Linked DNA regions of Homo sapiens: region 2 is linked to region 1. The links are chromatin loops, found by intact Hi-C in ENCODE. Cell type or tissue: endothelial cell of umbilical vein. All regions are shown on one strand. Links, peaks and the distances in the headings refer to the core of each region. The heading gives the core; the rest is flanking DNA. Region 1 holds the start of LOC102546299 (a long non-coding RNA gene). Region 2 has its middle 250 kb from the start of LINC03000.

The links. A loop is a pair of places that touch in the nucleus more often than their neighbours do. Peaks named below come from ENCODE experiments on the same cell type or tissue, not always from the same donor. Only the 100,000 strongest peaks of a DNase experiment are listed, where the experiment ranks them.
Region 2: a loop joins it to region 1, with 10 times the contacts of the local background. A loop is called at or near these places in 19 of 110 quality-filtered maps.

The regions. Positions count from the first base shown.
Region 1 is chr5:164,467,514-164,483,638 of GRCh38, reverse strand. The region is part of intron 2 of LINC03000 (long intergenic non-protein coding RNA 3000); the gene reads right to left. It overlaps LOC102546299 (a long non-coding RNA gene), which reads right to left and starts at 13,360. Exons shown (of 4, transcript NR_105065.1): 1 at 13,171-13,360. In endothelial cell of umbilical vein, for the core only: no CTCF peak of the experiment used is centred there; a DNase peak (open chromatin) is centred at 8,108.
Region 2 is chr5:164,039,838-164,055,962 of GRCh38, reverse strand. No RefSeq gene overlaps it. Among named protein-coding and RNA genes, the nearest start is that of LINC03000, 250 kb to the left of the region's middle. In endothelial cell of umbilical vein, for the core only: no CTCF peak of the experiment used is centred there; a DNase peak (open chromatin) is centred at 7,222.

The sequences.
Region 1 (16,125 bases), core at 6,115-10,114:
CTACATTTTTCATCATTATAAAAATCCTGTGAACTGTGCTGCTCTCTTTATTATTAAAAATTTGTTTGCTACATTAAACGGTACATACTCTAAAAGAACTTTCGGAACATATTTTGAGGAATGGCGTATTGATTCAAGAAATTATATCATGTGTGCTATATGATGGTTTCTGTGGTAGAAACGCAAAGGAGAACAAAATAGAAAAGACCCCATCTCATGAAGATAATCCTCTCATAAGCAACTATTCAACTTTTCTCTTATGGGTAATTCCATAATACAGTAGTTCTCAAATTTGAGCAGGTATCAGATAACCTGCAGGACTTGTTAAATCAGAGAGGACGAGTCCCCACATCCAGAGTTTCTAATTTAGTAGGTCTGGAGTGGAGCCACAACATGTGCATTTCTGACAAGTTCCAAAGTGATGCTGATACTATGGGTTGGGAACCATACTTTGGAGAACCACTGCTAAAAGGACATTTGGTTTTTATCTTCCACTGGCTGGCACAAGGGTGAGATCCAGCCTTGGGGTTTTCCTCTAGCAAGAATATAAGACTTTGTATGATCAGTACTAGATTCATAACCTCTACCTTTTTATCCTGATACCTAGATCATATTTTATCTGAAATTGTATGTATTCATTTAAGCATCTAAAATACTTTTTTGGAAAGTTGTCTGCTTAGATGTGGAAAGAAAGGTAATGAGGCAGAGACAGAAACTGAAGCTTATTAAACACCTGGAACAGGGCACCTAATGTGAGTTTAACAATACTTTGCTTCCTCTGGGAATTATGCCCACCATATCTAATTATCAGAGTGGCTGAGATCAAATGAGTTAATATTTATGAAAAATTTAAATGTAAAGAGCTATAAAATGTAGATTAATTAGAGAATTCTTCATCTCATCTCTGATTCCTAGAAGAAAAACATAGAACATGTCTTCTTTGGCCAACCCAAAGAAAATTGCTCCCCTTTGCATTGGAAACATTGAGTTTGACTTCTTGCTTTTCAAATTGGTGCATATGTCTGACCTAGGACATGCTGTGTGTCACTCATTAAATGCCACTGTGGTGAGTGTCCCCTTTTGAACACAGCTGTGAGCCTCCACACTGTGGAGAGAAGCCAGACACAGGCTTTACATGCACCTCGAGATTCCTGGAGAACATATGCCATGTGTTTGTCATCTTTTCAGGAAAGCACTTCTGAAGAGCCCTTTAATGAGTTTCCTAGAGAAATTCTGAAGGAATCGTAATGCAACTAATCATTTCCTACCTTCCCACTGAACCTCTTATTAATTAACATGTTAATGCTCTGTTTGATTTCTTAAATTTAGTTTGAGAGACAGTAAAACAGCTATTTTCAAATTAAATTAAATTGAGCTGTGAGAAGATTTTCAACCGATATAGGGCTTTTTGTACTCTACTAATTCCGGTACTCATTAAGGTAAAAAAAAAAAAAAATCAATGAGCTTGGAAATGAAAGTGTTGATATTATTGTAGGGTAAATCTACTTCTGAATAACTTACTCCCTCCATGACAATGTTTTACCATGTATGTGACATTAGAAAATGCAAATTTCAGTGTTTAAAGAGAGGGAAAATTTTCCAGAGTTACCATAAATGTCGACCAGGTATCTGCTTGGGGAATTAACATAGTCATAAACTATAAAAATTAAGGTTTTTTTTCTAGTACAGTAGACATTCTTACTGTTAATAGGCTGCAATAATCCTTTGGTTTTCAATGGTATATTGCTCTCAGTTCATTGTGCAGATTTCAGGTATAATTAATTGTCTTTTATCTTCCTCTAAGGCTTTTCTTTCTAGCAAAAGGGATTTTCTTTGACTTCTGCTCTAATGGAATCTCTTGGGAAGTGTCATATAAAATAGACCTTATCACTGAGCTATTGCAATATTATAGACCAATTGGTTTTCACTTACTCTTCCTCAATAAACAATTTTCAAATACCTTTATTTATATTGATTTGGCTTTTTAAAATTTTTCTTCATTATTTTATGTTGAAACTCAGGATATCTTCTATTACCAGTATTTGCAATTAACCAGTTTTAGATTAGCATGCAGTAACAAATTCTTGAGTTGACGCCAGATTTCCATACAGGAAAATTTCCAACAGGAAAATTTTCCTATAGGTGATGGAAATCTGGCGTCAACTCAAGAATGATGTAAGTCTGTCAGTACTTCTGAAACTTGGATGATGTAAGTTCATCAGTACTTCTCAAACTTTAACGGGCATCTGAATAATGTTTTTGCTGTGTCCCCACCCAAATCTCATCTTGAATTGTAGCTCCCATAATTCTCATCTGTTGTGGGAGGGACCAGGTGGGAAGTAATTGAATCATGGGGGCAGGTCTTTCCTGTGCTGTTCTTGTGATAGTGAATAAATCTCATGAGATCTGATGGTTTTATAAAGGGGAGTTCCCCTGCACACGCTCTCTCCTGCCTGCCATCACGTAAGACGTCCCTTGCTCTTTCTTCATCTTCCACCATGATTGTGAGACCTCTCCAGCCATGTATAACTGTGAGTCCATTAAACCTCTGTCTTTTATAAATTACCCAGTCTTAGGTATGTCTTTATTGGCAGCCTGAGAGTGAACTAATACACTGGCAGATCATGGTAATCCACAGATTGTGATTTAGTGGATGTGAGGTGGGGTCTGAGATTCTACATTTTTAACAAGCTTCCTGGTGATGCTGATGCTACTTTGAGTAGCAAGGGTTTAGATGACATTGATAATCCATGAGTAACATGATGTCTTTAATAATTGCAACTCTCACAGATTTTCTAGACATCAGAGTTTTCTACTCATAAATTGCACCTTCGATTGGACCAATGTACCATAGTAAAAACAGAAATCTCTGTCTCTTTCTACATTCCTAAAGTACAGATTTCCTAAAGTACAGCTTTCCAAGCTGGAAAGATATTTTCAGGAGTTTTCACTGTCTCCTCTATTTATAATTGTAAATTGTAAGATACTTGTAATTATTTTTTGTCTTAGTTTGCCATTTGACCAAAGCATTTTGGAGGCTCAGTCCAGGGCACTGTGGTGATTCATTCTGTTTCACTGTGACAGAAGTTCTACAAATATGTTTGTTCTTTAATCCACATTGAGACTTTTGTGAAAGCGAGCACACACAAACATACTACAGCTTGGAAAAAGCCTGTTTCATCTTACAGACAGCAGTCCCGATCAATTTTTCCTAAACACCATTCATATTTCCTAGGATCCTACAAGAAGTAAATGGATCACCAGACACAAACGAATTGTTATGTCCCTTCTTAGAAAATCTAAATATCTAAATGTCTTGATAGCAAACTCTTTGTGCCTTCTAAGTGTTCAGTAAGGAATTTCATTTATATCTCGAATTTTTTTTTTGTTACTGAGAAAGAAACTCTTTAAAAGAAACTTCTCCCTTTCCTGAAAACCTCCTTCTGTTTGAAAGTGTGCATTTTAGTTCAGGGCAGTGGTTATCAAACCTTTGTGTGCATTAGAATCACCAGGAGGGCCTGCTAAAACACATCTTGCTAGGTTCCACCACTAGAACTTCTGATTCAGTAGGTGTGATGTGAGATCCAAGAATATACATTCCTAACAATTTTCCAGGTGAGGATGATGTTGCTGGTCCAGGGCCCACAGTATGAGAACTACTAATTTAAGAAAATATACTCCTCTTTTGTTCACTTCTCTAAGATGTTTTAACTAGTTGTGAGAATGCTATATTAATAAGGAAAAATGTGAGACTCCCAAAACTTGAAACATCCAACAGATATCAAGGAGCATTGATTTCCCTCTATCTCACCTAGGGAGAGGGATCTTTCCAGTAGCAGCTTACAGATCACTTTGCCAGGGCAGTTTTCTTGGGCCCTTTTATCAGGACAGTCTCCCTTGCAAAGACATAGCACCTGATAATTGATCTTCATGATGATCATCACAATTGTAATTATACAATTATTTGTGAAAATATTTAATGACTGTATTTCCTACGGAAGCTTAATCTTTTTAGGTGTCATCATTGCCTTTGCTACTGTTATATTTGTTCAGCATCTAGTTTGGAGTTTGGCACATAGTCAATGTAGTATCTGCCAAAATAAATGTTTGGAAAAACATTAGGATTCTTCCATTTACATAGAAATGGTGGGTTCTGAGGGCCTTAAATCAAAGATAGTATTCTCCTGCATCCATTGCCACAATTTTTTTGATTATGACATTCTTGCATGCTGAACTCAGACTGGGCCCAGGAATGATCTTCAATACAGGCAGCTTCTACCAGTTGTCATATATGGCCTATGAGATAAAATCTAATTGCCATTCTTACAATAAATTCTATTCAGGATGGTCTTCGCTTTGTTCACTCAATATTCCCTGAGATTTTGCCCCTATCTTTGTTCGTGCTGTTTCATTTATCTGAAATAGCTACTTTCCTCCAAACACACTCCATTTGTTGAAAACCTATTAATTCCTTAAGTCCCATCTTGAGCACCATCTTTTCTGCGAAGCCTTTTGAAATCCCCTTAATTAGATGAAATCTCTGATGACTCTAACCTTGCTCTACCTTACAACATAGTAATTTGTATGCTTGCCTTTACCTTCTTACTAAAATGGTCCTTCTTAAAGACTGGAAAAACATATTCAATCCCTTACCATAACTTCAGTTATTAAACACATATATATTTGTCTCCTATCATGTGCCAGGCTCTGTGCTAAGTACTGGGGGTATAAAGCTATAGGAGACATAGCCTCTGTCTTAAGTAGGTCATCGTTTTCCAGGGCATTAAAGAAACACTTAAAGACATGGTTGTAGAATAACACAGCAGATGTTATACTGGAGGCATTTACAAGTCACAGTGATGGGTTGAAGAAATAAATGATCATCTCTGTTTGGGCCGGGTGTGGTGAGTAAAGATATTAGAATGATTAGAAACAATTAAGTAAAATGCTTAAGAGATGGGTAGGAGATTTTACAGACATGGTAGATGTTTAGTTCCTTCCATTTAACCAACTTATTTGAATTGATCTTAATGCAGCCTGTAAAATTGAAGCTGGTAAAACAAACTCTATTTTATTTTCTTACTTCTCTTTAGTTTTCTGAATGCTGCATAAAGTTTTCACAGATCCTCTATCCGGATTCTCCTACTGTTGACTGTGTTTCCACATTACAGTTTACCCAATTCATTCACGTAGGCCTTGCCACTGTTCTATAGACTCACCCTGGATGCCCTGTGCTCTGTAGTAGTTGCATTATTTCCAATAGGAAGTGCCATAGTAAGCCACATTAAACAGGTATTTGGACTGTGCTGAAGTAGATCCTCCTCTACCAACTTACATAGTTGCATGAGTTGAGGAAACGTGCCAGGAACCCAAATCCAGTTTGCTGCTATAGGATGTAAGGGCTGCTGAAAACAATGTTCTCAGCCAGGACAGAGGCAGTACAGTTATCAGAATCACTAGGAGATACATCGTCAACTGGCACAAGGTCAACCCAACTTCCCTGTTTTAAAAAAATACCACCCAATCACCATTGAAACCTACTCCTCCTAAAATATTACATGTTTCAGAAAGTCAATGAATGCAGCTTGATAAACTTAAAATTGCTAACTGAACCTCAAAATAATGCTCAGGAAAAGGAAGATGCCATCAATTGAATAATTTGGGAAAGTTTCTGAGCAATTAAAGATTGTTTTTCATCAACTAGAAAACATTTGGTATGTTAATCACACTAAAAAAGATGATAATTTCCACGTAAACATGAAGGTGCTGCAAGCTCTCTTAGCAAAGTGTCTCAAACTTTAGGGTACTCCAGAATTACCCAGGGATCTTGCTACAAACATTACGTCACTGAGCTCCACTCCTAGAGATGTGTTTTGGAAAGTCTGGGTATGACTCCAGGACTTTGCAGTTTGAACAGGCATCATGCGGGGTAACGTTGCAGGCAGCCCACAGACCGTACTTTACCCCAGGTAAATTATCCTTGATCTTATGGGGATAAAACAAAGCCAACTGTATAGCTGACCCTTGAACAACACAAATTTGAACTTCGTGGGTCCACCTGCACACAGGTTTTCTTCACCCGCTGCCACTCCTGAGACAGCAAGGCCAACCCCTCAAGACCAACCCCTCCTCTTCCTCCTCCTTTTCAGCCTACTCAACGTTGAAGATGAGGTTGAAGGCCTTTATGATAATCCACTTCCACTTAGTGAATAGTAAATGTATTTTCTATTCTGACTTTTTAAATAATATTGATTTTCTTAATACCACTGTCCTTTCTCTTGCTTTCTCAGTAGGCTATTAATAGTTAAATTTTGGAGGAGTTAAAAGTTATGCATAGATTTTTCAACTGCATGGAGGTCGGCACCCCTAACCCCTGCGTTATTCAAAGATCAACTCTATAACATTCTTCCCACCACAACTTCTATATGCTAATGTGGGAAACAATATGCAAAGAGATTAAAACTTCTACCTTTGACAAGTGGCCTGCCCCAAACTTCTCTGTTATCTTTGATTCATTCTTTTTTTTTTTTTTTACCAAGAAAGGGGAGTAATTGTCTTCCCCATCTCCACATGTAATACAAAAACAGTTTTAGAAATCTATTTCTCTTATTGATCACGTGTGTGTGTGTATCATGATTTACTTAGGCAAGAAAGAGCTAAAGTCAATCTCCCAACCAATTATTAATTGAAGTTTTAGTATCTACTGATTACTGGCAACTAGGCCCAAGGAGGTTTGCTTATCTCACTTCTCCCTCACAATAGCTTTAGGAAAAAGGTGCAGTTGTCCTCACTTTACAGATGAGTAAACAAGATGAATAGTTAGGGAACTTGCAAAGTTTAAAAAAAAAAAAAGTGAAATCCAAGCTTCAAACCCAGGTGTCTGATTTGACAAACCACTTTGTCTTCACCACATCTAACAGTTGTTATTTCACTTCATTTTTGGGGGGGCTGTAAACTTTGAGTGAATGATGAGTTTGTACCAGCTGCAATTTACTGTTTAATGGTACAAGTGAACCTATATCCTTCCCTCATACCCTTCGGTCTCATTCCCATCTAAGGGTGGGATCTGTAATCATGTTCTCCAACAGCCAGCTTCTAGCTTCTGTGGTTTTTCTCTGCCTTTGACAACCATTTATTCCTCTTCGTTTAAGATTCTGTCTCATCTATCTTTGATCTAGGCACCTTTTCTTTCTTCTCCAGAGTGTTTCTTCCCAGCAGTCTCCTAGTTTTATTATTCGAGATTTCAGACCTTCCTTTCTCTTTTAGCTTTAAGCTTTGGGCTTCTCTCTCTCTCTATCTGTGGTGATCATATGGCATGCTGTTTCTTTCATTTAGTTTTCTTTTTCGTGTTCAACCATATATTCTTTTTTGTTCCCCATTATTCTAGATTGCATCATACCACCTTAATCCTTACTAACCTGCTGGAAAGATTTTCTGTCTCTAGTATTTCTGATACCAGCCTGTTAACCATGGGGAAGAAGGGAACAATTGACATCCTCATAATTAATTTTATTGATCACATAGCTATTTTTCCAGAATTTTGCATACTTTTTTATTTACTCAAGTGTGTGAGTATTCTATCTGTGGCCTAAAATGAATTGGCAAGTTTTGATAAAATTGCCATTGAGCCTCAAACTTAGCAGTGAAGTGAATTTATAGTAAGAGATAGGATAATATACTCTCACACCTGAAACCACAAGGACCTCGTCAGCCATGAAAAGTAACATTTCATGAAAATAGAAAACAGGCTAGTTTCTAGACATTTCAAATCAGTGGATTTCTTTTGTTCTAAAGCATTTTCATAATAACTACTAAATTTAATTTAAAAAAATCAAACTCTTCTCTCTCAGGTTTACAATCCAGTACAAGGGCAGATATAAATTCTGTCATTGGAATGATTTACCTGTCACTATTGTATAATTTATAAATAACATAGAGAACAATGTAATTTTTTAATACCATGAGTTATACGCTTTATGTTGCAATAATTTTAGTTTAGTCTCTCTTTGCTCTTTAGCAAAATAAAAGTAAAAGAATTTCCAAAACAGAGGAATCGTGACAGGGAGAACAAGAAATGCAATGCATCAAAGCAACACAAGATGTCACTTTTACACAGGCCTGCATTTGCAGGTAAGGCTACATCTGCATTGTGCATAAAAGAGTATGTGAGGGGAAAAGCATCAAGATTTACAAATGCTTCAGAAATATGAAAAGGAGCAAGCAACCTTGGTTTTGTTTTCAATATTTGTAATAATATCTTGAAATGTATCAAGAAACTAGAATTATTCTCCTATATCTACATAAGTTCACAGAATACGTTGCTTTAACAATACATTGCATCTGCCCAATCCCCAACTTTCTGGATAGCACAGACTCGGAAAACAAGCTTATTCTCACTGCAAAGCATATTCTTTCTCTCGGCTTCCTTACTTCTGCTGCATTAGTTGCCTTCCAGCATCTTATTGGAGGTCTAATCTGTTAAAAATAGATCTCTGACTATTTTTCTTTTTCTGGTCCTGCCCAATTAACCCATTTTGCACACTGCTCCCAGGTGGACCCTCTTGGGGGCAATTCTGATCCCAATATTCATCTGTTCTCCAAGATCAGGTTTAGCAAGAAGTATTAGTTTCCTACTGCTGCTACGATAAATAACCACAAACTGAGTGACTTAAAGAATACAAATGTATTTTCTGTAGCTCAAAAGCCTGACTTGGATCTCACTGAGCTAAGATCAAAATGTTAGTAGGGTTGGATTATCTTCAGGAGCTCTGGGAGGAACCCGTTACCTTGCCTTTTTCAGTTTTTAGTGGCCACCTGCTTGCCTTGGTTCGTAGCCCCTTCCTCTGTGTTCAAAGCCAACACTATCAGGCCAACTCCTGTCCTGTTGCTATCTCTCTGGTTTTTCATAGTCACATCTTTCTCTAACCCTTTTAAAGACCCTTGTGATTACGTTGAGCCCACTGAAGTAATCCAAAATCGTCTCCCTATCTTAATGTCTTCAGGTCAGCTGATTAGCAACTGTAATTCCATCTGCAACCCTAATTCCCTTTGCCTTGTAGCCTATCATACTTACATCTTTAGGGAAGTCATTATTCTGCCTACTACACAAGGTATCCAAAGGGCTTCAAGATCTGGCCTAGTTTTACTTTCCATCCTTGAGCCCCTTCCAGGGTCTATTCTCATTTCTTTTGTGTCAAGTGTTTCGGCCAAACTAAATTTCCCATGAAGTGGCCAGTGTTCATTCTTTAATCCCTAAATTTTGTTCATGCAGTTCTCACTTCCTATGTTATTTTCCAACTTCTTTGAAAACATATCTTCATTCTTCAAGTTTCCTCCCCCTGTGAATCTTTTAAACACTCTCTTAGGCAGAACTGATTACTCCTTCATGTGTGCTTTCATTGACTATATCTTCTACAGAATTATTGTGTTAAGCCATTTGTAATTTTTTTCTTTCCTTTTTTCTTTTTTTTCCCTGAGGCCCCAGGATACACTTTTCCCTAACCCTTCCAGGTGCAAAATTGTGAAAGGTGGTAGATATATTTTGTTAGATGTTTGAAAAGTATGTTATAAAGTAAGAGAAGCTGCCATTACAGACTCCTTTCTCCAAATACCAGTGGTTTACCATAATAGAAGGTTATCTTTTGATCATTTATAATACAGGCTGGTGTTTCTGGTCTACTGGTAACCTCATCCATATTGATTCAAGGACCCTGGTGCCTACCACCTCCTGGCTCTGTTATACTACCAGGCCCTTCTAATTCAAATCCAGACAGTAGAAGGAAAAAGAGAATGTTCAAGAGACTCATTTGATTTTTAAAAAGTAGCTTGGAGGCTACTTCATTTTTATTTACATTCCCTTGGAGAAAACTCTGTTACATAGTCCCCCCAGGGCCCCCCAAAAATGGCAAGGGAGCCTGGGAAATGTAGTCTAACCAGGTATCCAGCAAAATCCTATTACCACAGGGAAGAAGGTAACGGGTTTTAGTAGAAAACTGTGATACGTGCTACAGAGTGAAGAGTCTGGTTCCTCCATGACTCCCCTGAGGGAAGTCATGCTTCCCTCCTGCCAACTCTTATTTGAACATGTATCTCTTATGTAAACTATAATATTCCACCTTGTATCCTATTTCTTTGTAATATATGTCTCACTTATTCCAAAGTACATAAATCAGATCAATGTAGTAGAGGAATTGTAAAAGTATGTGTAAATCCTACATTTTACATAAACTTTCCTATATTTATTAAGTATCATTCTGCTAGATTGAATTGTTCCTTATGACAAATATGACCTGGATAAATAAGGAAGATATAATTCTTTTTTTTGCTGGGGGGGGGGGGCGTTGTTGGTGGGGGGAACGGAGTCTTGCTCTATCGCCCAGGCTGGAGTGCAGTGGCCTGATCTCGGCTCACTGCAAGCTCTGCCTCCCGGGTTCACACCATTCTCCTGCCTCAGCCTCTGAGAAGCTGGGACTACAGATGCCCGCCACCACGCCCAGCTAATTTTTTTGTATTTTTAGTAGAGACGGGGTTTCACAGTGTTAGCCAGAATGGTCTCCATCTCCTGACCTCGTGGCCCGCCCGCCTCGGCCTCCCAAAGTCCTGGGATTACAGGCATGAGCCACCACACCTGGCCCAGGAAGATATAATTCTAAAATCTTTAGAAATAATTTTAAATGTTGAGAGAAAAGGTAGGCATTGTTCTGTGGCAACGGTAAGAATGATGGAAAGCAAGATGATAAGAAAAGGATACAGGACTTGACAGAAGGTGAGGCTTTTGTCAAGAATGTTAGTTAAGAGCATGGGGTTTAAAATTAAATGGATTAGTTCTACATTTTTATGGCTATGTCACTTGAGCAAATTAAAGTCTCTGAGCCTCAATTTCAGTATCTGTCAAATGGAGGTAACTGTTCACAATTTTTAGAAGGTTTATATTAGGTAAGTTTGTAAGACAGTTAGAATTTCTAATTCATAAATACTCTAAAATGCTAGGTTTTATTTTTCTTAAACATTGTTGAATAAGGAAATCTATATTAACCTTAGATTTTTTAAAGCATGCATATAAAGAACAAAGACAGACAGAAGTTTTGAGTTACAAATAAATTCAGGAAAGCTGAAATTCAAAGACCTGATGTTTATAAGGACACAAGGACAAACAAAAGATCTTTCAAGGTTTTTACATTTACAAGAAGAAAACAAAAAAGTGCTTGAGGTTAACAAGCTACGTTTTTTATCCCTTCAAAAGCATAGCATCTCAAGAGTGGAACAAACACTTGACAGAAGTGGTTGAAGCACCATGCAGGTAAAGTGGTTGGGGAGAAACATTCTGCCCTGAATAAATGGCTTTGTGGCCAGGCTTTGGTTGTCTAAGTTCCAAAGTGAGAAAACTTACCAATGAGATTGAAAACTTGATATTGAATTAATCAAAGAGAATAAAGGACCAACAGGAGAGGCACAAGAAAGTTGAGAAGAAAAAGGTAGCTCTCATTTTCGAAAGACGAATATTGATAACTATAGACTGGAACATAACCTTTAGCATTCAAAAGATTCACAACAGGTTACCCTAGCTCCTCAATGGGACATCAGTCTTAGAAATGCTGTTGCATTAAATATATACATCAATTTTTAGAAGCAATCTGGTTTCAGAAATAAGACAGTGTGTGCAGGCAAGAGAAATGTCTTAGGCTAAACACATATGAGTTGACTAGAACAAGACTGGAAACTATGAATAAACATGATCATTATGCTGAAGTCCAGGTGTGTTCATTCAAGCCTTTAATTATATCCTTTTGGACTAGGTTTTAGAAACAGGGTGGGTGAAATGTGTTTTTGTAAATTTAGTGGGTTGTTATCTTACTTGAGCTAAGTGAGAAGTGTGTGTGTTACTCAAGAATTGTGTTCTTAAAGCATTAGAACTTTGACCCAAGTCTTACTATAAATTTTAGCAATGGCTAGAATGATCAGAAGAGACTATTTTCAAATTACAGATAAATAAAATCATAATGATTAGGCATATGGATTTTGAAATTGTTACACTTGGAAGAGAGTTCTGGCTTCGCCATTTATCAGATGTGTAGCTTTAGTCAAGTGATTTAAACTATTCTAAACCTCAACTTCCTCATCTATAAAACTATAATTTGGAAAAGGCCATCTACCCATTGTATGGATGATGTGGGATAACTAACATAAATGCACCTAGCATATAGTATATGCCCATCAGGATGGAGATAGTTACAATGCTGGTGTCCCAAATAAAATTGCCTCTCACAACCAGAGAGCATTTCAATAAAGTTAAATAGCTTACAGAAATGGGTAAATCAAATCAAACAAGATTAAAATGAATCGCAATATGCCGTTTGAGCAAAAGTGTAAGAGAACAAGTAATGTTTTTATACAGGAATAGAATAAAAAAGGCAGATAATTAGAGGCAGATATGTAAGTGTTTGAACCATTTAAGTAACTATGTTCAATAGGAATCTATTAAAAAACATAAATCAATGAAAACATGTAACAAAATACCTAGCATTTTCTTTGACTACATCTGTGAAAATATGGAAAGTAATATAAAGCAGAGACCAGCTTCACTGTGCTCTGTACTGTCTAACAACACTGAAAATCTTACATTATGAATGGAAGGCAGACAAATGGAAAAATATTCAAAGGAGAGTAATCAAAGCGTGGGGAAGCATGCCATCTGAATAATGGCTGGAAGAGAAGTGGTAGTTGTTTCCAGTTTGGGGCTATTATGATAAAACAGCTGCTGTGACATTTTATATAAATCATTTTCATAGACATATGTTTCCATTTATCTAAGGTAAATATCTAGAAGTAGAATTGTCCTATGGTAGGTGTACATTTAACTTCATTAGAAAATGCCAATTTTCCAGAGTGGTTGTACTATTTTACACTACTTTTTAATTGTTTATATATTTATTTCAATCTCATTCCTTGATGGAATTATGTCAACCTTTCCAGATTTCTGTCTTAGAAAAAAATTGGAAGACTTAACCACTCTGCACTCATATGCAGTGACCAAAAACAAGCAGAATTGAATATCCATTACCCTTTTAGATGGTACAGGAACAGTGCAATTTCCCTCACACTTCATTCATCACTCCTGACTCACTCACTCATTTGGTACCAACTGATACGTATTAGCATGAGCTTGCATACCTTCATGTAATGGGAGACTGAAACAGCCCCAGCCATTTAACTTGCTGACAGTAGGCCATTGTTGATGCTTGCATTTGAGTAAGAACATAAACTTCAAGGTGTGTGTTTGTATTTATACTTTGTCATTGTTGTTGCTTTTTGTAAGTGCCATCTTGGAGATATTTGTGTTTTTCCTTTTGACTGCCTCCTCCTTCAGTTGCACCCAGAGGGTCGGAACAGAAGCAGCAGCAGGAATGTTGCTAGGCAAAAAGGTTCTGATGACAATGATGGAGATTGCAAATTATGATTAGTGCAAACCCAGGATGTGTCATCAGCTTAGGATTCTGTTATTTACTTAATTTGAGCCTAATGATATGAAACATCGTTGTAATGTTGAAGTTTTCTTATCCTTTTCAAGGTGCTTCAATTCCCTGAGGAAAGAGGCAAGCAGATGGAATATTTCAGGCTGCAGACATAGAAGAACGAGATAGAAATATGCTCTCTGTCCTTGATGTGAAGATTCTGTCACTTTTAATTCTCCATCTTATTTACTTTTCTACTACATAAGAACTGGGGCTTGTTTTAGCAGCATTGATTAAGTTGTCATTGATTTTCAAGATAGGAAATAGAACTTTCAAATTTCCCACATGAATTTTAAATAAGTCAGATATTAACAACAAGATAAAACATTTACCATGGCAATGACAGAATAGTCAAGTATCATTCAAAACCTTTCAAGGCTCACAAAGAGCATATGGATTCTAGATGTCAATACATACATGACTAGGTATTAATTTTATTATTTAATCTAAAGAAATGCTTCAATAAGCTTCTAGCCCCAAAAATAGAGAGTTCATTTATTTTTATACATGTTTGTGTTCACTCGAAATTTGCATAAAGGTATATTTTCTACCAGTCAATAGAAATCAGTCTTATTAACAGTTAAGATTTATTGAGCCCAGTATTCTGCTAAACCTTTAGAGCACTATGTGAATTAATCCTCACAAAAACCTTAGAGCAGAGTTTGCCCAACTTGGAACTATTGACATTTTGGGCTGGATAATTCTTTCAGGGTAGGGATTGTCCTGGGTATTGTAAGATATTAAGCACAATTTCTGGCCTCTACTTATTAGAAACCAGTAACGTCTCTCATCCCAAATGGTGAAAATGAGACAGAGTGCGGTGGCTCACACCTGTAATCCCAGCACTTTGGGAGGCTGAGGCAGGAAGATCACTTGAGCCCAGGAGCTGGAGACCAGCCTGGGCAAAATGACAAAAGCCCATCTCTACAAGAAATATAAGAATTAGCTGGGTGTGATGGTGCACACCTGTAGTCCCAGTTACTTAGGAGGCTGAGGTGGGAGGATCTCTTGAGCCTGGGAGGCAGAGGTTGCAGTGAGCCGAGATTGCACACTTGCATTGCAGACTGGGCAACAGGGCAAGACTCTGTCTCAAAAAAAAAAAATAAATAAATAAAAAAAATTGAAAATGTCTTCAGACATTGCAAATGTGCCCTGGGGGAAAAACTGCACTCTGGCTGACAACCATTGCTTTAAGACAAATATTATTTCTGCCACATTACAGAACTTACCTGGAGACACACAGCCAGCAAGATGAGCATCTGGAGCAGAGAGGTAAGCTTCTTTGGATTGAAAGCCCAGGATCTTTGCATTAATTGATAATGTCTCCAGTTGATTTCAAAGATACATGAATAGAATTGTGTCTAGTTACATGTGAGGGTTTTCTTAGTATTTACTTTAATGTACATGTGAATTGAGCATTTACTATTTGGAAAATACTACACCAGGGCAAAAAGTGATGACAAACTTAACTTACTCATGGCCACTGAAGAACTTAAACCTTGTCATTGGTAAATAGCGAATTCACAACTGAGGTTTTGAATTTCATGTACTGTATTCAAATGCCTTTAAAGATGGAAATATACATTCACATTTCTTAAACATTATGCTTTGGTCTTGTTTTTTAACAATGTTTAAAAAACATCATGTTTTTTAAACATTTCTGTTCATTTACGTTTTGGCATCATTGCACAAATATACAAATATAAAATTATTACCTATGGTAGAATTCTCTTGTGAGAGAAAGTGTATCCATTATAGTACAATAATTGGCAAATCTGGCCCACTACCTGTTTTAGTAAATAATGTTTCATTGGGTCATAGCTATGCTCATTTGTGTATGTGTTGTCTCTGGCTACTTTTATGCTATGATGACAGAGTTCAATAGTTGTGGCAGAGATCATATAGTTCACAGAGCCTGAAACTTTTACTATTTGGCCTTACAGAGGAAGTTTGCTAACCCTGACACAGTATTTCAAGGTGGTCAGATTTTTGTAGCTGTGTAATCAAAGGTATTCTACTTGTCTGTGTTTATTCTTTGTATATTTTTAAATGTATATTCATCTGGAATACATCTGTGAAGCACAAGAAATAACATTTAGTCTTTTCTCCTATTAAATTGCCTTAATAAAGAATAATTGATTAAAATGATCTGAAGCCTCATTCTGTGCTAGTCAATTTGCCAGGAGTTCTACATGCATTACACTACTTAATTGTTACAACAACACTGTGAGGTAGTCAGTCAATTCTCACTTTTTTATGAGGTCACTGAGACTTATGAAGGCTATGGAACTTCCTCAAGGTCATGCAGAATCAGAATGCAGACATGTTTGATTGCAAAGCTCAAGTCTATTTAACCACTATATTACTCTCTGTGCACAGAACAAAATGTCAATAAGAAATTTTACTTGGTTTTACCTATGTTTTAAAGATCTAAGCAGATAATTTTTTCAAAATTTATCCAGATTTTCTGAATCTTCTTATAAAGGAAAAATATCTTATGCCTGCATAAATGAAAGGAGACCAAGATTATTGACTTATTCATTTAGCAAATACATAGTGAGCCCCTATCCTCCACTAGGCATTGTGCTAAATACTAAGGATATAGTAATGATAA
Region 2 (16,125 bases), core at 5,201-9,200, 430 kb after region 1:
TGCCCCATGTTTTATCTTGAATATCCACTCCCCTGGACCTAAAATCAACCATTTCTCCAAGGAGTGTTGGTCCCTTTCATTGAGGAATGGTTTTAGAAACTAAGATCTGGAAGTTGGCTGTGTTTATTATAAATGGGATGCTGTTGTTTCTAGGCTCTCTCAACAGACAGAGTTAGAAAACAAATAGAATAGTGATAATCCATGCCATCACACACAGGAAATGCAATGAATATAACAACTACTAGAATTGTTCAGTCCTGCTAAGATACGTAATCAGGTTTTTGCAACGTTTAAAAAAATCCATCCATCCATCCATTCATCCATCCACCCACCCATCCATCCATCCATCTATCTATCCATCCATACTTTCAGATGTACTAAGGCACTAACCCTTAACCTTAAGGAACTAAGAATATGGCTGCAGCAGAAAGGCAGAGAAGTAAACAGCTGCTTTCAGGTAAATGAGGTAAGTTTTTAATACTTCAATGGAACATAAGAGAGAGTTAAGAAACAGACCCACAAATAGATAACATACATTTCCAAGAAGTACTGCAAATGAATTGAATGGGGAAAGGATAATGTCTTTAACAAATTTTGCTAGAACAACTTTTGCTAGAACAACTGAATATTTATATATAAAATATTATTAATCTTTATTTAACATCATATCCAAAAATTAACTCAAAATGGATTGTAGACCTAAATGTAATCTCTAATACTATAGAAAATATAGACCTTTGTGACTTTGGTTTACAATTTAAGATTTTTAAAAGTATGATGGAAAAAAATTGATAAGTGAGACTTCATCAAAATGAAAAAATTTGCTTTTCTAAACATGCTTTTAATAAATTGAAAAGGCAAGCCACATACTGAGAGGAAATATTGGCAAAATATATATATCTCACACAGGATTGGATGTGGAAAAAATGTATATCTTTACTAAAGAACTTCTGTCTTGGCTATATAAAGAACTTTTACAACATAATTGTAAGGTAACAAACAATTTGATTTTAAAATTGGGAAAAAATCATTACACTTTTCTCCAAAAAAAGATGTAAAACACATAAGCATATGAAAAGGTACTCAATCAACATCATTAGTTCAGGGAAATTCAAATTCAAGCCACAAGAATGTATAAATATTACTTCATACTGACTAGGAATGGCTAAAATTAATAACATTGACATTAGCGAGTGTTGGAGATGATGGAAAACAATGGGAACTCAAATATAATGCTGGCAGTGATGCAAAATGGTAAGCCATTTTATAAACAAGTAGTTTCTTGTAAAGTAAATCATATGCTTCCCATGTGATAACATGTCTGCCCAAAGATCTGTATTCACTCTCTTCAGCTGCTATGAATAGAACGGTTCATAGCAGCTCTATTCATGATACCCTTAAATTGGAAGCAGAACAAATGGTCTATCAATGGATGAATGTATAAACAAATTGTGACATATCCATACAATTAGAAACTATTGAGCAATGGAAGGAAACAAACTACTGGTATATATAAGAATATGAATAAACTCTTACGTGTAATATTAAGTAAAAGAATACAGGCACAAATGTATATGACAGATGATAGATAGTATCATTCCATTTGTATAAAATGGAATATAAATAAATAGAATTCATTATGTATTAAATATAGTTATATATTTTTATATAATATAATTGGTATGAAATTTTTAAAAGGTATAGTGATAGAAAAAAGGTATGTGGTTGCCAGGATGAGGATGGGAGTAGGGTATTTTATTGCAAAGGTGTAGACCTTCAGGATGATGGAAAGTTTGTATCTCATATTTGTGTTGTGGTTACATGACTGCATTCATTTGTCAAAATGCATCAGATTCGTCAATATTATTGTATGCAAATTATACTTTAATAAATTGTGCATCAATAAATATTTTTAATGAGTATTCCTTGGCCTATGCATAAGGGACTTTGTCTAATGTCATGGGTAGGCTGGTGAGCAAATAATTATAATACCATGTTATCAGTGCTATGTCAAAATATGTACATATACTATTCATTCAGCTGGCTGCTCTGAGACTGGGACTATACTAACCACTGCAATGAAAACTATTCTTACAGAATTTGAGGTCTGGGCAGGAAATAACTAATTCTATCTAAGATATAGGAAAAGATTTCATAGAGGTGATTTCAGAGTAGCGTCTTAATAAAGAAGGTCATGACAAAGAGAGAATATTATGTGCAAAAGTACGGGGACTATTACATTTTGTGGAATGTCGTTAACATTGAAGTTAGCTTTGTGTGGCTTTTCCTAATCAGTGAAAGCATATTCTCTGTGAAATCCCAAAATGTTGAATTTATGTATGTTATCTATCTGATAATATGATACAATCTCAAAGTTTGTGTTTTCTGGTTTTGGACTCATCTGAATCCCTATTAAAATGCTAGGGAAAAATCGTCAAATTTAGGTCTTATAATGAAATAATAGATGCTTTCCAAAAGGTAAAATGTGCCAGTAGTAAGGTGCTTATAATTTATTTTCTAAGCATTATCATTCAGATAAGCTAAAAAGGCCCAATGGCCAGAGACTGCCATTAACTTCTATCAACACAAAGATCTTATCTGTTTTGAACACACTGTATACTGCAGTGTCTGAGATCTGGAAAATGTCCAATAGCTATTTTTGTTGTTGAATGAATACAAAATCATGTTCTGATAACTTATTTGACTCACTGACTGTCTCACCATAGCCAAGAATGGCATCTGTAGATTGTTGGCCCCAATCATCGTGGGTTTTTTTTTCCTGGAAATTCCCACTTTAACCTTCTAGCCAATGAATTTGAATAAATACATTAATATCCTAATGGTGTATGAAACTCATGACCAAGCAGAGTTTAGATCATAGGTGAGAATCACAGAAATATTTATACATTTAAAACATCTGAATTTTCTTGCTGTCTAACTAAGCACTTCCTATAGTCTCTGGTTCCTCACGTATCTGGATGGTTATCATAAATCTGTATCTGTCTTGTAGCCTAGTTTGTGATATCCTCAGAGACGTGTTGAACTGAACTGGCAAACCATGGACACTTACCCTGCAACCTGCCTGCAAATGCTGTTAGAATAGTTAAATAACTTGAAATCCAACTGAATGACAGTAATGTTTATTTCAACACTTTCCAATTCAACAAAAAGGCAAACAAAGCAGACCTCCTAGCTTGTTTCATCACAAGAAAATGAAATGGGGTTCAACATAATTGCATGAGAAATGATGGGTTGGATTTGCTGGTAATTCAAGAGCTAGTGAGTCAGTTCAGCTCATTTCTGGCATTTTGACACAGGCTTTTCTATCTGTGTTTATTCTTTTTTCCTCTCACATTGTATGAGTGGAGAATCCCTTTCCTTTCCGAATTGAAAGAAACACAATTACAAATTATAAATCACCTTTACCTTACTTTCACTTGGTGTTGCTGACCAATAAATTACAACAGCAATACATTTATCTATTATTGTTAAGGGAGAGAGAAACCCAGACACCTAGATTTAACCATAGGTTTTCTGAAAAATGTCTTGTAAAGTCAGCTTAAGGAGAGTATGTTAGCTTTAAATTAGTTTTCAATTAGTTCAAAAACAGGAACATGAATAACCAAAGTAAAACTTCCTTTGGAACTAGCAAAAGAAGATACTTATTTTACAATGTTAAAAAGTATCTTTGTGGGTAAAGCTTTGAACCACAAGCTAGGAGGTCTGCTCTGTTTGCCTTGCTAGGCCATTATTTCACCTTGAAAATTTGAATAAGACCCTTGAATAATGTGTATCTCATTTTCCTTATCTGTTGAATAGCAATAATACTTTACATACCACTACAAAGTTTTCTCTGAAAATCGTCTCACAATATATGAGAAAATACTTAAGAAAGTATTATGCAATGTACAAATATTTGTTATCACATAGACTCTTCTGTGTACACATAGTATTGTGTTAAATCCTATAGAGAATTTACTCAGGAAGACAGAATCATCAGGGCTAGTCATCCCTGATTGGTTTTTAAGTAACCACTTAAAAATTCTGTTATGACCTTTCAAAGAGCAAAGAAAGGCTCACATATTTTTGGCTTCTCTAGATGCTGAGTAATTCAGGGTCTGAAGAGAGGAAAAGCCAGTTGAATTTGTTAAGTGCTTTCATTGAGATGAACAAGGTAAATAACACAAGATATAAATATTGAATATTGACTATAATACTATCCCTTGCCCTCAGAGTTGAGAGTTTAGTTAACATAAGTGTAGACAAATTATAATTTGATCTTCCCCCAAAATATCCTCCAAATGCAAATTGTTAAATTCAAAATTCCCCAGTCTCCATGTCCTCCTATCCTCTGTGTTTCACTCTTCAACTATAGCAATTATTCATGTCCTTATTCTGACACCACTGAGCTCTACTGTGTCTTCGACCCCTTTACTTCTCCTTCTCTCTGACAACTTCACCCAACATATTTATCTTTCTTCCCTATCCATCTGTCTTAGTCCATTGTGTGTTGTTATAAAGTAATACCCAAGACTGGGTAATTTATAAAAAAAATATATATATATATATATATTTGGCTCATGTTTCTGCTAGCCATAATATTAAGCATCTGGTGAAATCCGCAAGCTCTTCCACTCATGGCAGAAGGTGAAGGACAGCTGGTGTGGACACAAATTACATAGTGAGAGAGGAAGAAAGTGAGCAAGAGAGAGGGAGAAGTGAGGCGGAGGGTGGGGTAGGGAGGGCAGCCTCTTTTTAACAAATAGAAGAGATATGTATGTGTTTACTCTTTGTTACCTCTTTCCTCTTCCTGATTTCTCAAAAAAAAAAAAAGTCACAATCACAGATTGATCAATTCCATTCAATAAACGTTGTTGGAATTTGAATCTGTCCAGTTATCTCAAGCCCCATTTCTACTTCTCTAATTCCATCAATCATTCATTAAAGAAAGTTCTTTTGAATACCCACTCCATGCCAGGCACTGTGCTATAAGCTCTGGAAAAACACTGATGATCAAGCTACATATCTGAGCTTTCATGGAACCTCTATAACCTTTCCTGAATTAATGCTATAGCCTCACAATTTGTCCATTTTCTCCAAATATGTTGGCTTCCAAATTATTTTTTATATTGTAGTCAGAAATTTTTTTTTCTAAAATGAAATTTTAGCTATGATACTCCTCAGCCATGATACTCCTAAGTGGATCTTTATTGCTCTTAGGATAAAGCCTAGGCTTCTTAACATAGCCTACAAGACCCAACATGACATAGCCCCAACTTGTATTTCTGGACTTAGGATTCCAATACTCCCCCTAAATTTTGTCTTTTATCTTGAACAGTATGATCCAGCCACATTTTCAATTTCTGTAAGCCACAATGCTATTTCCCACTTAGCACACTACTTTCTCTACATGAAACACTTACTCTCCTCTTAATCTGGTTGCTCACTTTTTCTAAGGAGCAAGGCAAACCCTATCCACTCACTAAATCTGTGCTCCATTCTCTTCTTCAATGCTCTTCATGGCATCTTCTAGGATGTTATGCTGATATTTAAAACGTAGTTTTGATTTAGCTTTTTTCCTTATACTATCAAATCATTCTAATATAAAACCCTTGTACATGGTGGCATTGTACATATCACTGTAAACAGATAGTATACCTACTTTTAGGGAAATAAGTCTCAATGAATGTTATGCAAGTTTACCTGTGAAAATTTTAAAAGTATAAATGTTTATACAAAGGCCTAACCCCAGATGTACAAAATCATAATTCTAGGGTATAACACAGTTATAAGTTTTTTTTAAGTCCTCAAGGTATTCTGATACTCAGTTACGTTAAGAAAAACTACACACACACACACAAACACACACACACACAGAGAGAGAGAGAGAGAGAAGGAGAAAGAGAGAGAGAAGATGGAAAAAAAGAAGATGAACACTGCACTGGATCAGTAATTTTTAAAGTGTGACGTGGTCCCTGGACCTCCAGCAACAGCATAAATTACATACTTGTAAAAAACACAATTCTTGGATCATGCCCGACATATACTGAATCAGAAACCCCCTAGGAGGTGGGGCCTATCAGTCTGTATTTTCAAGAGCCCTCAACGTGTTTTTGATATAATGTTAGAAGACCACTGCCTTAGACCAACCTTATGATTAGGATAATATATGCCACCCTAAACTATACATGCAGAGCATAATAGGGTAGTTGATTATAGCGGACTTTCCCTTTGAGACTAAGCATGGTTTCAGAATCCTTCTCAACATAGAGATCCAGGAAACCACTGACAATCAGAGTTATAACCTTAGTTGAAATCTACCTTTGATTTCTTTATGATCATTTCATAGAGGATTCATGTTGCTTCTTATTACACAGAAAATTGATTAAGACACAGGATTCAACAACGGGAAAGAAGGATTGAGCATGAAGACAAGAACTTTCTGATGTTCTTGAGGAAGGAAAGAACAAAAGGAATAATGTGAAGGAAAGTATCTCTAAATGCAGGGAACATTGGAGACAACAGTGGAGAGAAACTACATAAAGAGGAAATATAACAGGTCATTATAGGCAGAACGGACTAGAGTTGAGAATGCACAGAGTTTTTAGCTATCATACATTTTAAAGCCAATCAAATTAATTTATACTTGCACATAGTATTGAGTCCTGTAACTCAGAGCCTAATGCTTGAATTTGATATAGAGTATAATAATGGCAGGAATTTTCCTAACTGATCAGTCTCATTCAATGAGAAACAAGAGGTAAATAAATATTTTCAAATTGATTAAACGTACAGCAGTATTTCCAAATAGGCTAAATTTTAAGAATGTAAGATAATTTTGAGAATTTCTGAGTTTCAAAAGATACTATAATGGGCTTAGTACAATTAATGCCTAAGCCTTTCAGATTCATTTATTTTATTTTTATTAAGAAGTCATTTTATTTTACAAATGAAATTACCTCTGAGCTACTAATGCTTCCCTTCTTTGAAAGGAACAGGAAATATTATAGGAATATCCACAGTTTTTATTTATCCAAACCATTAGAGGTTTGAAGCCTCAAAAGGTCCAGAATCATGTATAAATAGGAATAACCAGAGTGTTTGAAATGTATTTATAATGGCCCCATTTAATAATATCTCTCATACTTTCCATTATTTTACAATATTTTGAAAGCCTAAATAGTCTTATTTGAATGTATGTTTCCATGCTGAAATTTGTGTAACTTTGCTGTCACCAACAGGCTACTGTGTGAATTAAATGTTTTCATCTCACTATGTTTTCATTGTATCTAACAGTTAAAAATCGAGGAATATGCTACACTGTTATTTTTCTTAAACTTGAGATGTTCTGTAGAGCACAATTAAGCATTAACATATTACATCTGGGGAGGTGATTATTATTTTTTCATTTGCCTGAAGAGGCTAGTGTGGACATATATCAGCCAAAGAGCCATTTTTATTTTTTTCTCTAGCAGCAGATTTATTTCTCCATTAAATGTAGAAAGATCATCAATATCCACTACATAGCTTCAATTAACTGAACATTTTGTCAACCACTGCTATTCTCCAGCTGCCGGATATACCATATGAGAGAATAGAGAACCTGTCCTGATTTCTCATCTTCCTTCTCAATTTAACAAAAGAAAATAGAATGACAAGAGGATATTAAAACTAAGCCTGCCTTTTAGTTGACATCTGCACTTCTAGAGACAATTTGTGAAAAGTTACATAAAGCAAGGACCAGTGTAAAGACAGGAGCACAAAGGTATTGAAGATGTGTCTCTTCCCCTACCTCATTCCATTTCAACTACATTGGTTCTTGTGCTTCCCAGAAAATCTCAGCATCGAGACAAAAAAAATCATTCAGGCAGTATTTTTCTTCTGCCAAGAGAGAAATACCCAAGCAAGGTATTGGGTCAAGTATCAAATAACACAAATTGTTCATTAATGTTATTTCGTATTATGACACACACAAAAATTAGCCAGGTGTGGTGTATATTTAGTAGAGATGGAGTTTCACCATGTTGGCCAGGCTGGTCTTGAACTCCTGACCTCAAGTAATCCTCCTGCCTTGGCCTCCCAAAGTGCTGGGATTACAGGTGTGAGCCACCACACCCAGTATGATGTTACATTCAAGTGTAGCCCATATGTACAGATTGATTTAGACTATCTGAAAGAGCTATTCTTTTTTCTTATGCTGATACTCATTTAGTCAAGTATCTACAATGTGCTTAGTAAAGTACTAGATGATTGCGATGCAAATCTCCACTTTAAGTACTGTCTAGTTGGGGTTACATGACAACCCAAACCAATACGTATATTACAGTGTGACAAGAGTAATAATGGATGCTTGCATGCACACATGTGTGTGTGAATATGGAACAGAAGAATGAGAACCTAAGGCACTAGGTATTGAATATGGAAGACTTTCTCAAGAAAAAGTTATGTGAGCTGAGTTTCCCTGATTTTAATTAGGACATTTCATGATAAAAGAACACCTTTGAGGAAGACATGAAGATATTGCCTTGTTTGTTGTCTTTACTCTAATAGAACAATGACAAGGTAGGCTTTGTACAACGTGCTTTAAAGGAGGTCACCTCCATTAATCCCCCCAATGAACCATGAGGCATGTTACTATTATTATCTCTCTAAAGGGTAAACAGTAAACCCAGAGTCAAAGATGTTGGATTATAGTTCAGGGAATCTTATTCCAGAGCCCATTTGGTGCAATACTGGAGATGGGATGGCCCTTCTAGGAACATTCTATTTTTCTCCGTGACTAAGAATCTGTTGTATTTGGGGCAGGAGCTACAAGAGGTGACACAAATAAGAAATGAAAGTCTGAAAAAAGATGGTCTTTATATGTGATAATGCCAAGTGTGGATTTTTATTCTGTTGACTACATGGTGGTATTGTTGCATTTACAGAAAGGATAGACAAAATTATGTAGTAATTATGTATTAATTTTATAATGACTATGTATTAGTTTTATAAAAACCAGTAAAGTAGACAGAAGTAATGTTAGAGCTGGGAGATAACTTAAGAAACTATGACAATATTTTAAGCAGAAGATAAGAGCTTGAACTGAGTGAGTGGGAGTTGAGAAGTAGACAAAGTCAGGAGAAATGGACAGGGAGATTCTATAGGGCCTTTTGACACTGAAAATGTGGAGAGAGGTAGAAAAAAAAAAAGAATCTGCGGTGACTTTCATGTTCACAGCCTGAGATACATTTGGATCTTAGTAACTCCTGCTGATAGAAAATATAGGAAGAAGACACATTTGGGAGTGGAATGAGGAAAATGATGAATTCTCTCTGGGGGATGATGTAGCTGACATACCTATAGAGAATATCATGGCAGTTGATTGGAATGATGTTGGGTGCAGAGACCAAGGCCAGAATGTGTATCTATGTGTAATTAATTTTTAGGCTGTTGAAGTTGTGCCAGTAGGCTAGATTGACTAGGAGAGTATGTACAAGTAGAAGATAAAGTGACCCAGATACGAAAAAAAAAAAAAAAAAGGATCCCATGAGAAGGGCTGAGGGGGTAAAAAAGCCAGTAAAGAGAGACAAAAGCAGAAAAAAAATCTGGTAGAGAAAATTTTGGAATATAGGCAATATCATGAATGTTAAATAATGCAGAGAATGTAAGTTAGATAAGAATTTTAACGTGTCTACTGAATGTGGCCCTAGAAGGGGCAATTTTGGTTGAGTTGTAGGGAAAAGGTTAGACTGTGGTCAGATGAGAAAGAGGTTTGAGTGTCCAGGCAGTGGAGGTGCTGAAGTGATGCATCATGGGGTCTAGAAGGGCTAGAGAAGAAATTAATGGTAGGTAGAGCCTAGGAACTAGAAGTTGTGATGAATTTAAAAGGTAGAAGTTGTCTCATCAAGGCACTAAGGAAATTGAAAGACTGAGAGGTTACAGTGAAACAATAACCTTTTAAGATTCCAGAGATCAGACATCTCTGAGCAATTATACTACCTAGGGATTTGGCCATTAATAGAGTCAAAGGAAATGGAAATGAAGGTCATTAGAGGAGAGAAGGTAAGAAATTTAAATAGGTGGCCATGCAAATGTTTGAAGCACCTGAGGCAGCTGACAGAGTAGGAGTAGAAAGGGAGACTGAGGCGGGAGCCAATTCACAGAAGTACAAGGTTTGAGGAGCAGGGTAAGAAAAGAGACCAGTCCGTTAGCAGGAGTCTCATGCACAGATGGTTTTCTCAAGCAGGTGGATAAACAGTTTAACAGTGGACATGTTGAATTAAAGAATGTCAGCATCTCCTACCAACCACAAGATGTGCAGAATGTGGAAAATTGAGGTGTCTTCACTAAAGAGAGCAGCAAAGTAGAAATGAAATTCCTAGCATCTGGGTTCAAGCCAAGGCTTCCTTTACTGAAATTTGAACCTTTTATTACATAATATTCACTCTGCTTGTGATTATAATAGTGTATTTTTCATTATCATATTTAACTTCTATCGGAATTACTGAATTATTTCTATTGCCTCATTTCTCATTATGTTCATCGTTGTGCCTTCCATAGAATACATCTCAGAGCTATAGAAATAGGAACCTTCCAATAAGTACTATGTAAAGGAAAGCATGGATGTGTGCTAATCAGAAATACTACTGTGTCTTTTCACATTGGATGACACAACAAAAAAACATAGATATGTCTATTCTCCAAGATATTAATTTATTTGCATTGTTATTTATACAGTCAGCAAACAAAACAGCTAGAGCTTTAAGGGTTTGTTCTGGCCTGAATGATCATCCAATGCAGCTATCCATTTTGGCCAAATTAATTGGGAATATGACAATAACCCTGCTTTAATTTATGTTGTGCATAAAGAGGCACAGTGATGAACAAATTAAACCAATTAGCTATTAAAATCTAGGTACCGAAAACCACATTTTTGAAAAGAAAAAAATCAGGGATAATATTGCCAAAGATGCATTATGTATTAGTTTAGTTTTGACTTGAGCCTCCCAATTTAATTCCCTTTAATCTGTCTCACTTTTATATTTCCTAATGATGCTTCCTCTTGCAGTTTCAGAATCTGAAATTACAACACCGGAGACAGCATCAGAATTCTCAATGCTCAGAGTGACTGTTGTAACTAGCAAGACTACAGGTTCAGTCACTGTTTCAGTTAAAGGATCAATATTTGTATCTTGTCCAAAGTCTGCTGTCTCTCCTTGACAATAACTTCCACCACTCCCTTGAGGAATAACCTGTAAATGCCTGCAATTTTCTATCTAAGGTCCTCTTTTCTCACTCACTATCCATTGTCTTGGCAAAATACTTTTCTTTCTCACTGTTTCCAAGCCTGCCCTTGTTACTCCTTCATGCAATCTGGCATAAGCACTGTGATTAGACAGGCGACCCGCAATTGGTAGAAGCTAATCTCAAAGAGGTCAGATGGTAAAACTGTTTTTTGTTTGTTTGTTTGTTTGTTTGTTTGAGACGGAGTTTTGCTCTTGTTGCCCAGGCTGCAGTGCTGAAGTGTAATGGCGTGATATCGGCTCACCACAACCTCCGCCTCTCGGGTTCAAGCAATTCTCCTGCCTCAGCCTCCCGAGTGGCTGGGATTACAGGCATGCACTACCATGCTTGGCTAATTTTGTATTTTTAGTAGAGATGGGATTTCACCATGTTGGCCACGCCGGTCTCGAACTCCCGACCTCAGGTGATCCGCCCACCTCAGCCTCCCAAATTGTTGGGATTACAGGCGTGAGCCACTGCACCCGGCTGGTATTCAGATTCTTAAAAGTGTATTTCCCATAAACAGAATAAAAAATTTCAGCTCTAGAACCAGTTGCCAAGTGCCAAATGATGATACAGGAAAAATATTTGATTAGTATTCTTTAGGCGTGTCACTTTTAATGAAGCCAAATACAATAGTTGAAATAGCCCATCTTTCCCACCAATTAGCAAACATATAAGTAAAGAGAGGGTTAAATTTCTTTGATAGTGTGAAGCTCATAAAAACAGCAGACACCTGCATTATACCTTATAAAGGCTTTTATAAAATGTGGTAGAAAGAAATCTAATGTATCTCCTTATATCAGGGATCTAAAATATTTTAATGGTATACACATTTACCTTGATCTTCATATGAAATGCTGAGGGCTTGCAAACATGTGAGAGTATTAAATGCAGAAGAAAGCACCTAGTAGCAGAAAGCAACTGGGATTAGGAAATGAGATCCTTGGATTCAAGTCCTACTTTTTCTCTAACTGCCTGTTTGAACTTGGGCAAGTTATTTGACTTATGCTTCTTTGTTCTTCATTTGTAAAATGATAAATATAAATTACATCCTTCTAAATTTTCTCCCCATTCTATTATTCAAATAAAAATTTGCAAAATAGTACCGTAGTGTTAGCTAGGTCTCATAGCAAATACTTCTCTACCTACCAGTATCTGTCTTTCAAATATTCTTCTCCAAATGTTTTTCCAAGATGTAGTAATCTCTAAGCATTTTAAGAAATAAGCTATGGAAAGATGTTGAGGAATACATTTAAGCTTTCCCATATATTTTAGGATTGGTCATGTCACAGACACCTTGTCCAAAATATATGATGTTAAAACTCTTATTATATAATAGGAATTTTTTTTTTCAAATAACATCATCAAGTAGAAGACAACTGAAAGCTTCTACTATACACTTAGTGCTCAGATTCAAGGGAAACATCACTCAAATACTCCATCTGTCAAGGTCAAAATTAGCAAACTGTTTTAAATATCATGCATGCTGTCATTGAGTTTTCAGGCATGTATCACAACATGAAACTAGCTATTCAAATCTGAATCTCCAGATTAGTGTGTTCTTAATTGTGTGGCACCACGTTAATGTACCTACAGATATTTATATACTACACTTTGGGAAAAAATGAGTAATTGCATTAATTAAATTTTAAATTAACTTCACTATTCAACAGCACACTTAAAATTTTGTCTCTATGAGGGTAAGGGAGAAATAGAAATAAACGAATGAATGAAAAAGTGAGTGAATTAGCAGACACAAAACTATAAAACAGGACCATATTAAATATGTCCTATGTGTTCTTTCATTTGCTCTCCACAAAGCTCTCAAAGGTACCTATTATTAAGATCATTCCCAGATCGTAAATTAAAGGCGATTTAGAAATGGTAAGTAACTTGCTCAAAGTCACAGAGTAGGGAAGAAGAAAGCCGAACTATTTAAGCCCAAGTCCAGAGCCCGCACACTCAGTAAGCTGCCATGTTCACATCATGAGATATTTGTGGGCATTCAGTTACATCGTGTATGTGAAATGGGTAGTACAGTGTATGGCACATGTCTACATCATGATATTGAAGAGAATAGGCAATAGTGATGAGGGTGTGCTCAGGAATAAGAATTCAGGGTTCAAACCTTACCTTTGTCACCTGATAGCAGTAAGACCATGGGCAAATTACTTAATCTCTTTGAACCCTGGTATCCAAATATTTAAAATCATGGTAACAAAAGTATCCATTTTCATATGATGATTGTGAGGATTAAGTGGATCAATACTTGTAAAGAACGTTGATCAATGCCTAGCCTATATGAGGAACTATAATTATAAATTGTTATTATTGCAAATGCAAGGGACTATAGCACTCCTGAAATAACAAAGAACCTTTACTGAGAACATCTTCTTTGCTTCTCATTTTACTATTATCATTATTCCCATTTTGCCAATGAGAAACCTAAGAGTCAGAAATGTAATTTTGTAGTCACATGGTTAGGGAGTGCCTCAAACTCAGGCCCTCAGACTTTAAAGCCATTTACTATATTGTATATCCTGTTGCTTTGGCCAGGAGTCAAAACAAGAGCACCCTCATGGGAGGTCAGCAGTATTCCACCAACTCTTGTATCTGAAGTCTTTTGGGAGGAAATATGGGTTGCAGCCGGATATCAATCAATCAGATAATCAATGTAGAGATAGAGTCAGAAATCTACTTTTCTCAAAATTAAAGAGTACTGTGGAGAGTAAAATAGGTATAGGCAAATGAAGACCTGTGGGAAAAATCCAGCCAGTCACCTGGTTTTTGTATACCCCAACAGTTGAAATGGTTTTGACATTTTAAATGGTTGAAAAACAATAAACAAAAACAAGACTATTTTGTGCTATGAAAAAATCATAAGAAATTTAAAATTCATTTATTCGCACATTTTTATTGGAAGACAGCCATGACCATTAGTTTTCATATTGTCTACAACTGCTTTGCACTACAACAGAAGAGTTGAGTGTCTGAGATGGAGGCTGTATGACCCATAACGTCTGAAACTTTACCATCTGGTTCTTTACAGAAAAAAATCTGCTGCTTTCTTTGCCTCTGCAGCTTAGTGATGGAGGTACCAGACTGTTGAGAAGAAACTATTTTTTAAGAAAATGATGATGAACCCAATGTCCTCCCACCCCCTCATACACCTAAAAAATACCATATGTAATGATGGTCTATGTTATGTCTCTGAATAAGAGTATCTGGAATTATTGAAACACAATATTAAAATGTTTACCTTTTGATTACAGATGTTTACACCCTGCCCTGACATTAAGAAGTGTTCATATGAGAGGTTGCCAAAGCCAGCCCACAGTATCCTTTCACAGAGAAAATAGAGTGGAGGTAATGACTTCAATTCAGACCTAAGCTATGTCTACTTGAGCTGAAATGGAAAGTCCCTAGAATGCCAGCCTCTGAAGATGAACTCTGGGCATCATATCTTGAGACGGAAGAAAAGGCTGCTGTATCCTTGATAAAAGATGGCATGCTAACTCTAGACTCATGAGGTAGAAATTAGCTGTCATTCTGCTTGGGGGTTAAGGAGCCCAGATGATGACCCCATGTTGAGAACCCTGGGAATGATAAATGATTGGATTTGATATCGGCTCAGGCAATGGTGTTCTCTGGTTTTGCATTTCTAATGACCTTCTGAAACCATAAGCTTAACATTATTTCTTAATGAATTCCCTTTGTCCTATTTCAGGAGCCCTCAGCTCTCCTTGGTTACACTTGGGTGACTTATAATTAGTTTTGCAATACTAACATAGATTACAATTTTTAAAAAAGGGAGAGAGTAAAAACAAATATGCTTTCAATTACAACGGGGTGTGGGGGGAGGAATTGTAACAAAATGTGTTGGTGTTGCAAATTACCTGGTTTTATTACTTGTTCTCTTATTTATTTATTTCAATTAAGATCCTAGGTCCTTTAACCCAGACTTGTTCTTTCAATGACATTCTATTTTCTAAGCTTTGAATAAGTGACTTTAAAAATATATTCTTTAACGTTTATAAGAGTTTGTTTAGATAAGCCATCCTGGCTATTAAATTGGTCTTCAAGCAAAAAACCGTGATTAATGCATGGCATGTCTAGGAGTCATGGGATCTCAGGGCTGGAAGTATTCTTTGAGCATCATTGTAGAATCTGTATGAGGTTAAGATCAAGAAATCTGGGGTCTGACAAACCTCAGTTTGTAGCCTGTTCCTGCTACTCATTAACTGTAATTTTGAGCAATTTATTTCAACTTTCCAAGCCTCTATTTCAAAGGAACTGTCCTCATAGAGTTGTGGTTAGGATTAAACATAGTAATTCATGTAAAGTTCCCTGCACAGGAAGTGTTCATTAAATGTATTTATTATTACTCTATTATAATGTAGTCTGACAATCCCATACCCTACTGACCTAATACCCTATGCTAAATGAATGAGGGTTCTATATGGTGTTGCTGAGAGCCTTTGGTTGTGAAGTCTCTTCCTGAGCTTACCATGTGCCCTCAAGGGTGCCCATTTTATTTCATACAGGTCAAATTACCAAAATTCTTCTTAGGTTGATCTTCAATCATTAAGTGCCTCTCTTGTCCAATCCTGTTTTGTAGAACTACACAAAATAAATCTTTACAATTGCCCTATAGGTATTTGAAGACATCCTATCCACAGATGGTTTCTCTTCTTCAAGCTAATTAAACCAATTTCTCCAGCATTTCTCATAATTTATTGGTGGATCTCAACCCTGGCTACACATGAAAATCCTCTGGGAAATTTTTAAAATCCTGAGGCCCAAGAAACTTACCAGAAAAATTAAATCAGAATCCCTGGAGGTGGGGCCAAAGCACTG